Linked DNA regions of Homo sapiens: region 2 is linked to region 1. Evidence: chromatin loops called from intact Hi-C (ENCODE). Cell type or tissue: PC-3. All regions are shown on one strand. Each heading gives the region's core, and the rest is flanking DNA. Links, peaks and the distances in the headings are about the cores only. Region 1 overlaps WDR70 (WD repeat domain 70). Region 2 overlaps WDR70 (WD repeat domain 70).

The links. Hi-C counts contacts between places; a loop is a spot of excess contacts. Peaks named below come from ENCODE experiments on the same cell type or tissue, not always from the same donor. Only the 100,000 strongest peaks of a DNase experiment are listed, where the experiment ranks them.
Region 2: a loop joins it to region 1, with 4 times the contacts of the local background. A loop is called at or near these places in 2 of 110 quality-filtered maps.

Annotation. Positions count from the first base shown.
Region 1 is chr5:37,553,349-37,557,748 of GRCh38, forward strand. All of the region lies in intron 9 of WDR70 (WD repeat domain 70), which reads left to right. Among named protein-coding and RNA genes, the nearest start is that of WDR70, 180 kb to the left of the region's middle. RefSeq lists an enhancer at 1-133 and a silencer at 1-133. In PC-3, for the core only: a CTCF peak has its summit at 1,771 (motif pointing left); no DNase peak of the experiment used is centred there.
Region 2 is chr5:37,492,852-37,497,251 of GRCh38, forward strand. All of the region lies in intron 8 of WDR70 (WD repeat domain 70), which reads left to right. Among named protein-coding and RNA genes, the nearest start is that of WDR70, 120 kb to the left of the region's middle. In PC-3, for the core only: CTCF peaks have their summits at 2,493 and 2,692; DNase peaks (open chromatin) are centred at 2,070 and 3,010; H3K27ac peaks cover 1,836 bases.

The DNA.
Region 1 (4,400 bases), core at 257-4,256:
ATCTTAAGCCCACAACCATCTGTATCCTGTTCAGAATGGATAGTTGTGTACTAAAGGCTGATCCTGTGGTAGTGCGGTGCTTTTTCAAACTGAATGTTAAGATTTTTTTGGCATCATGACCAACATTTTCTACAAAATAAAATAGAGTAGAAATTGTCAGTGTGTGTCGCAAGCAGTACTGTTTCCTGAAGTTTTTGTTTCAGGTGTGTATGTGTCTGTGCGTGCGCATGTGTGCTTGTGCATGTGCTGAGGCTGTGTAAAATGTATCTTCTATGTGCAAATCACCACCTTTATTGAGTGTGGTACGCAGTCACAAGTTCATTATTGTGTCTTTTCTCCAGATTTTGAAAACATTCTATATTTCTTTTAGCTGCAAGGAAATATAATGTAGTAGTTCTGAGGACAGGCTCTGGAGCCAGAATATCTAGGTTTGAATCCAGGCTCTGCCATTTACTAAGTGTGTGACTTTTGGCAAGTTATTTAATGTCTCCATGCCTCTATTTTGTCTTCTGTAAAATGGGATTGTGCGAGCATTAATTGAGTTCATGTACTTAAAGTGCTAAGAATAGTGTCATCACATGGTAGCACTCCATAAAAGTTAGTTGCTATTATTATTGTTAGTATTATTGAAAGGTTTATAAACATCTGTCTTAGAGGGATTATGGAATATTGTTTTAACAACAGCCTTCCACAGAGACAGTTGATCCATTTGGTTAATTAATTTGTTGCAAACTTTGCCATTGATTTAGTGCAATACTCCTTTTTTTTTTTTTTTTTTAAGTACGCTCAGGTTGTTTGTACTTAGCCAGCATTACCAAAGACAGCTACTAAGTCATGTATCTGTTAAGAGCTATTGTGGAAAATTGTGAGCCTGTCTCTGCTAGGTCTTGGCCTATAAAGAACTGGCTGGCTTTATAGGCTGATGTAATCTTGGTCATAGGCCAGCATTGCTGGCTCATAAAATATATGTGTATGTGCTGGCCTACTGTCTTACAGAGGGCTAAATAAGCATTATACTTAGGTCTGCCTGACTCAAGTTCTGTGAGATTTGGAGGAAGATGTTGCTTGGATGATCAGGGGAGGCTTCACAATGGAAATAATGTTTTAGATTGAGGTTGAAAGATGAATGGAAGTCCAGGAAAGTAGCTAAATGAAAATAATTCCAGGCATCAGTAAGATTTCATACCCAGCTGTAAATCCCAGAAGCCTTAAAGTGGTCAAAGCAAGGCAGAAATAAGCAGAAGCAGTGAACAGAATAAACTGTAGGCTGTTACCTTTTAGGCTAACAGACACACACACACACATACTCACACACGCATGCACCTGCACGCACACACACACACACACACACACACACATTTTAAATAGACAGGGTATTGCTATGTTACCCAGGCTGGAGCGCAGTGGTTATTCACAGGTGTAATCATAGTGCACTACAGCCTCAAACTCCTGGGCTTACATGACCCTCCTGCCTCAGCCTCTCGAGTATTGGGACTACAGTTATGTGCCTCTGTGTCTTAGTTACAGATTTTTACAGGAACTTAATGGAGGAAATAAAGGTTAAATATATGGTTTAAATATGTATTAGGGAATTATTTACATTTCTTTAAATTATGTTTCTTATGTAGCCAGCCATCTCTTAGAGTGAATAGTTAGCTACATTTTATTATGATTATTGATAACATGTTCTACTGTTTATAGAATTGTGTTGTGTACCTTACCTCTTCCTTTATTTAGGCCTTAGCTCCCATGAGAAGGCACCACCTAATGGCAGCTGCTAGAATTGTAGGCAACAAATGCATTGGAAAATTCACAGAAAAAATTGACAGGAAAAGCCCAACCAGTTCACAGCATAATTAGTATAACGTAGTGATATGAGGCAGTCTTTTTTCCTAGACTCTTAAAACACTTATTAATGATGTTTATTATTTATGATTTATAAGCATTAAATGAATTCTATCTTATCCCCACTTCCAACACAACATTCTCATAAACATTAAAAGAGATGAAGTTCTCAAATGCTTAGATTGATGAATGAATTTCTTAAGGTTATGAGGTAATAAGTCTATGATTTTTTTTCTGGTGCCCTTTGTATTTCCTTATATCTAAAAGCAGTATAACAACATTGCAGAAATCTTGGGCAGTTTAGTGAGGCAAGATCTCACCCCTGATTCCCATGCTCTAATAGTTCAGAACTAGTAATGTTTTGAGAGGAGGAAATATCTTAGAATGTTTTTACATGTACTTGAGCATGCTATAAGTATAGTTTACCTAAAACTTCACCTTTTCCCGCTTAACCTTATGCCAGAAGCCCCTTTCCCTGCTGTGATATAGTTCTTACTTGTGGTATAATGTTCAGTTTTTTTTGTTTTGTTTTGTTTTGTTTTTGAGATGGAGTCTTGCTCTGTTGCCCAGGCTGTAGTGCAGTAGCGTGATCTTGGCTCACTGCAACCTCCACCTCCTGGGTTCAAGCAATTCTCCTGCCTCAGCGTCCCGAGTAGCTGGGACTACAGGCATATGCCAACACGCCTGACTAATTTTTATGTTTTTAGTAGAGATGGAGTTTCACTATGTTGGCCAGGCTGGTCTCCAACTCCTGACGTCAGGTGATCCACCAGCCTCAGCTTCCCAAAGTGCTGGGATTACAGGTGTGAGCTATTGCACCCAGCCAATGTTCAGTTTTAAGTACTATAATTAACCAAGCCATTGTTACTCACTTTTCTCTATTATAAATAGTATTGTTAAATACCTTACATATGCAACTAGTTCCATATTTTGGATTTTCTTCCTCTTTTTTTTTTTTTTTCAAAAAGCATATGATTATCGTCTGTGTTTAGATGCAGAGAAGTATTTGAGAAAAAATAGTCCCACTTTCCAAAGAATTTATTTTTGTGTACTAATTCTTGCTTGACTGAATTGTATGATTTGACCAATTCCGTGGTAGCTACTATCATCTAGTTTTTATCTTCTAATATCAAGGGATTGGGTAGACTAGCAAGTCCCTTAACTTACCTGTTTTAGACATGAAATTCTGTTTGAAAAAGCTAATTTATTGATTTTGAAAAGTTTTAAAATTACTCGGTTTCTCTTCTAGCTCTGATAATTGAAATATTTAATTTCTATAATAAACATATGTTATCTTCACTCAAGTCATATTTTCTTTTAGAAGTCCTTGATCTTAAGCAAACTTACTAATGATGTTTGAAATACCAAATGCTTTATTCATCTCCACATTTTTCAATAGAGTACTATCTCTTTTTAATGATTTTTTAATTCATCTTATAATTTTATGCAGCTGTTAACATTCCTTTTAACCAGGCAGATGCCTTGGGACTGTGGGAAATTGCAGTAGCAATTAGAGGAAAATAGGGAAGGGTGGGCTGGTCAGTCTTGGAGAGCAGGAACAATGCAGAATTTAAACATAGGAATGTCATGTGTCAATTAGGGATACAGCAAAACCCTTCTATAACACTATAAAAGGAGCCCCAAATATTCAGTTGTGTAAAATATGAGATGACATTAAACATAGGGTTATGTAATAAAATTGATTAAATAACTAGGTTGAGCCTCTTGTGGAGGTTGGGAGCCAACTGCCAGTCCTGTTTCATCCAAATTAGTATTAAGGAGTAATATGGAGGGGTTTCACTGGGCTTAATATTTCGTTTTCCTTTTAAAAATGCAATTGTATGTTAGAGATGAAATCATTGAGATTTTGATTTTAGACCTGTGTAACTGCTAAAAATAAAAGATCAGGTGAATTGAATTAACTCTATCTGGTGGTACTTGAATATGGAATGAAATCTATGGCCAGCCAGCATGGTTACCTGTTGTTTCAAAACAGCAAAGTTAGTGCTTGAAATCTGTGAAGTTCATTTAAAAAAATGAAAAAAAAAAAAAAAGGTTAGCAAAATCACTGATGTTAATGACCAGCCAAGTAGCTATTGTAATTAATGCTGATGGGTTCTGAAGACCATTGGCAAGACAGGAACCCTGAATAGATCAACCATAAGTTTGCCAAATATGGACTATTTATTTTTACTAGAGACTTTGTGGAGACCAGGACTTGAGACACTGTTTTTGTATGAGGGTAGTAGCCAGTGTTACCAACCACTTGCTATGTGCCAGGTGAACTCTTATAAGCACTTTGTATTAACTCATATGACTCTCTCACAAGATCAGCAATTGCAAGAGCCTTCCTTTTTTCTTCTCTTCCTCACTTGGTTTTTGTGTGGGAATCTCAAGTAATTATTTTGGGACACACTTTTGGCAAGGGGTGGGAGGTACTATAGACTTAGTGGTAAGAGGAGTTAAACATTGTAGCAGAGTCAGTGCTGAGTTTTTGGTAACTAGTTTCAAGTGTTAGGTATCTTCTAATAAGGACATTTAACTCTGGTTCATGG
Region 2 (4,400 bases), core at 187-4,186, 61 kb before region 1:
GCAATAACTTCTGAAAGCATGGTATGGAGAAAGCCAGGGATGTGGCTGTATAATAACTTCAGAAAGATCAAAAGATGAGAGTATTCAGTCACACTGGACTCTTCCAAGAAATTAAGGGCGTGCCTCACAGATCTTCTTAACCAAACCAGGTGATCTCTAGGAAACTTAAGAGTATTGCTCCTTAACAAGTTAAACAACAGCTATAGATAAAGAACAGGTTGTTTTGCAAAGATTTGTGGGTTTGGCTTTCATCATTACTTAATATGTTTGTTTTTTACAGAACTGCATTAATTTTCTATTGCTCTGTAACAAATTACCAAAAACCAGGGACTTAGGACACCCCCAGTTTATTACCTAACAGCTGTTTAGGTCAGAAGTCTGTCACAATGTGGCTACATTTCTCTGCTGAGGGTCTTACAGACTGAAATCAGGGTGTCAGTAAGACTGCACGCTACTAGGTCAGCATTCCTAATGCATTCCTTGCCACATAGTTCCCTCCATCTTCAGGGTCAGCAAAGGAGAATCTTTCTCATGTTGCATCTAATGGAGATTGCACATAGGGTCTAGAAAGCTAAGAGTAGCCCCAGCTGACAGGCAGCAAGCAAATAGGGATCACAGTTCTACAACCACAAGGAACTTGTATTGTGCCAGCAACCAGAATAAACTTAGAAGCAGATTATTTCCCAGAACCTCTAGAAAATAGTACAGTTCTACTAACATCCTGATTTCAGTCTGTGAGATCCTGAGCAGAGAATCTAGCTACGTTGTGCCAGACTTCTGACCTACGCAGCTGTTAGGTAATAAATCGGGGGTGTACTAAGTCCCTAGGTTTTTGGTAATTTGTTACAGAGCAATAGAAAACTAATGCAGTTCTGTAAAAACCAAACATATTAAGTAATGATGAAAGTCCTTGAGGAGTTGTTAGGGATTGTGATCAAACAAAGAGCAGGAGTTAGCTTTTGGGTAGGAGGAAGGAATACTTTTTTTTTTTTTTTTTGAGATGGAGTCTCACTCTGTCGCGCAGTGGCGTGATCTCTGCTCACTGCAACCTCTGTCTCCTCGGTTCTAGCAATTCTCCTGCCTCAGCCTTCCAAGTAGCTGGGATTACAGGTGCCCACCACCATGCCTGGCTGATTTTTGTATTTTTATTAGAGATGAGGTTTCATCATGTTGGCCAGGCTGGTCTCAAACTCCTGACCTCAAATGATCCACCCACCTTGGCCTCCCAAAGTGCTGGGATTACAGGTGTGAGCCACCACGTCTGGCTGGAGTACTTTTGCACTGGGAATGGAAGGGATAAGAATGAGCTCATATGCAGCTGTATTTACAAGTGGTAGCTTTAGATAGGAAATGAATAATGCCTCCATCTATTAGCAGAGACATTTCCTAGTTTTGTATTGGGAGATATTGGGATAGGGCCTTCAGTAGAATTGTAAAGACATAGAACAGCTGTTGATGGTTGTGAGAGAAACATTACTGGAAGAATTATGGAAGTATTACGGGCTACAAAATGTAAATTTGTAGAAACAATCATTCTGCGTGTTCATATCCTATTATTGAGTCTTATTCAGGAGCCTAGGTATTTGGATGGACTACGGTGACTGTGGGGGAGAACGGGGGAGGTTATTTTGGAATAAAAGCACTTCATTGTAGATTCAACAAAAGGACACTCAGGATTATGCTGAGAGAGTGGTTCAAGTTTAGGATATTGAAAATTTAAGAATTCAAAAAACTGCAAGATAGGAGGTTGTGTGGCCAGTAAGTGTGATATCTAGAGCCTAAAACATATTTGGTGATAAATATTTGTGAAATCAGTAAATATTGAGAGTTCAGGATTTTAGAAGCATATTATGACCATTCATGGTAGTGGCAGAATTAGCCATAGTTGGCACTGCTGAAATATCTTGTAACAAGTCATCAGAATTGAGTAGGCCAAGGAAGATTGAATTTGTTTTTGAGGTATTCAAATGGATATTAAAATTACTCAGGAATTAGACTTGGACTTTAGAATCCTTGATTTATGCAAGCAAATGACTAAGAGTGTGTTAGGGTTGGCAAACCATGGCCTTGGGGCAAATCCAGCCACCACCCTGTTTTTGTAAATAAAAGTTTTATTGGAACATAGACACATCCATTAATTTACTATTCCCTGTGACTCCCTTTGAATTGCAGTGGTAGAGTTGAGCAGTTATAGCAGAGAGCATGTGGCCCACAAAGCCTAAAATGTGATCTGACCCTTTAGAAAAAATGTGTGCAGATTCCTGAATTTAAGCTGTGAGTATTCTCCCCAGCAAAATGTATTCACACAAAATTTTGTTGACCATTTCAGGAGATTTGATAATTCCTGAAAGGTGGTGAATGGACTCTAGTTAAGAAGAACTTTTGGATCTGAGTTCCCAGTATATTCCCTACTATTTTCTGCTGCATTTCGTCTCTTCTTGGGGGTAGGCTTTGTTAGCTCAACATGCCAAAGACATGGGTACTATCATTCAGTAACTACAGATGGCACTGTTACAAAGGGAGCTGTTTTTATAACTTGTCATTGGGGTAGCCACAAGAGTACAGACAGATTACAGACAGATTATCAGCAATCTCTCTCTCTCTCTCTCTCTCTTTCTCTCTCTCTGTGTGTGTGCGTGTGTGTGTGTGTGTTTTGAGGAAACCAGTGTTGGTCATGGATAATTAATGTCCTCTCTCAAAGTATAGCATATTATGAGAAATAAATAGTTGCTTAATTCTTTCTTCTAGGCTATTTCCAGTTAAGGCTGTTAAATAAAGGAAGAGATATTTTTCAGGAGTGCCTATGTTTAGATAAGAGAAGAAGAGAGAAAAAGTAGTTTATTTGGTGAAAAAGTGTTTAGTCACTAACTGTTCTTTAATAGGTGTCTCTTTAAAAATTGTTCCACTAATGTTAGCCATGGTACTGAATCTGTTTAGACCCATTTAAGAATCCTTAGTTGAACTTCATTTTGTTATGACTAATTTTGGTCACTGTTTTAACACAAGGGCACTTAACATTCCCATTGCCTTTGTCATGCTCCTGTCTTTACAAATAAGAAACAACATTCACAGTCTTGTAGGTTTTTTCTGTTTAACCTACTATCTGTGTTCTTATTCTGGGTACTTAACAGTAAAGGTGACCACATGTCCTTTTATCCTAATGAGAGGTGAAGCCAGCTGGACTTTCTGGGTCGGGTGGGGACTTGGAGAACTTTTCTGTCTAGCTAAAGGATTGTAAACACCAATCAGCACTCTGTGTCTAACTAAAGGTTTTTAAATGCACCAATCAGCACTCTGTAAAAATGGACCAATCAGTGCTCTGTAAAATGGACCAATCAGCAGGATGTGGGCAGGGCCAAATAAGGGAATAAAGCTGGCCACCCCAGCCAGCTGCCGCCACCTGCTAGGGTCCCCTTCCACCTTGTGGAAGCTTTGTTGTTTCACTCTTCACAATAAATCTTGCTGCTGCTCACTCTGGGTCCGCACTACCTTTATGAGCTGTAAACACTCACTGTGAAGGTCTGTGGCTTCACTCCTGAAGTCAGCCAGACCACGAACCCACTGGAAGGAAGAAACTCCAGACACGTCTGAACATCTGAAGGAACAAACTCCGGACACACCATCTTTAAGAACTGTAACACTCACCGCGAGGGTCCATGGCTTCATGTTTGAGGTCAGTGAGACCAAGAACCCACCAGAAGGAACCAATTCCGGACTCACTAATGTCTTCTGCAATAGGGGTAGTTTTCTTTTATTAAAAAGTATCCTTTCTATTTCAAGATGACATTTCAACTCTAATCAATAAATATCAGTAAAAGATCTGCTTTCTGGGGTCTGCCTTTAAGACCTGCATGGGTTGAGTGAGTTGTTGGGTTGCTGTTTAGACAAAGTACAAGAAGTATGGTTCTAAGGATGGAATTGAGTAGCAGCCATCTGTAGAATTCCTGAGTCTGGGAATGAGGAGAGGAAGCTGGTAAACTAGGAACTGACTGGGAGATAAGCAGGCTATGCATTGGATTAAGAGACTAGGCAGAGATGTCAGTGGAGATGGAGCTTAGTTAAGCAGAGGAGGAGACTGAGAGTGTGGTGTAGTGTACAGGATTGGGGAAGACAAGGTAGTTTAGGATCTAAGTCCTCAAAGGCTGGGCATGTCTTGGATTATTGGAATGTTTCTTTTATTGCAAATCATGAACTGTTTTCCTTGCTCAGAGGCAGATATCTAATGGGGCAAAAATCAGACCAGATCCCTGTTAACTGCTAGTCACTATAAATTATTTTCTTTCTTTTCTTTCACTCCCCTTCCTTCACTCCCTCCCTCCTTCCCTCCCTTCCCCCCTCACTCCCTGCCTCCGTCCTCCCTCCATCCTCCTCCGTCCTCCCTCCCTCCTCCCTCCCTTTTC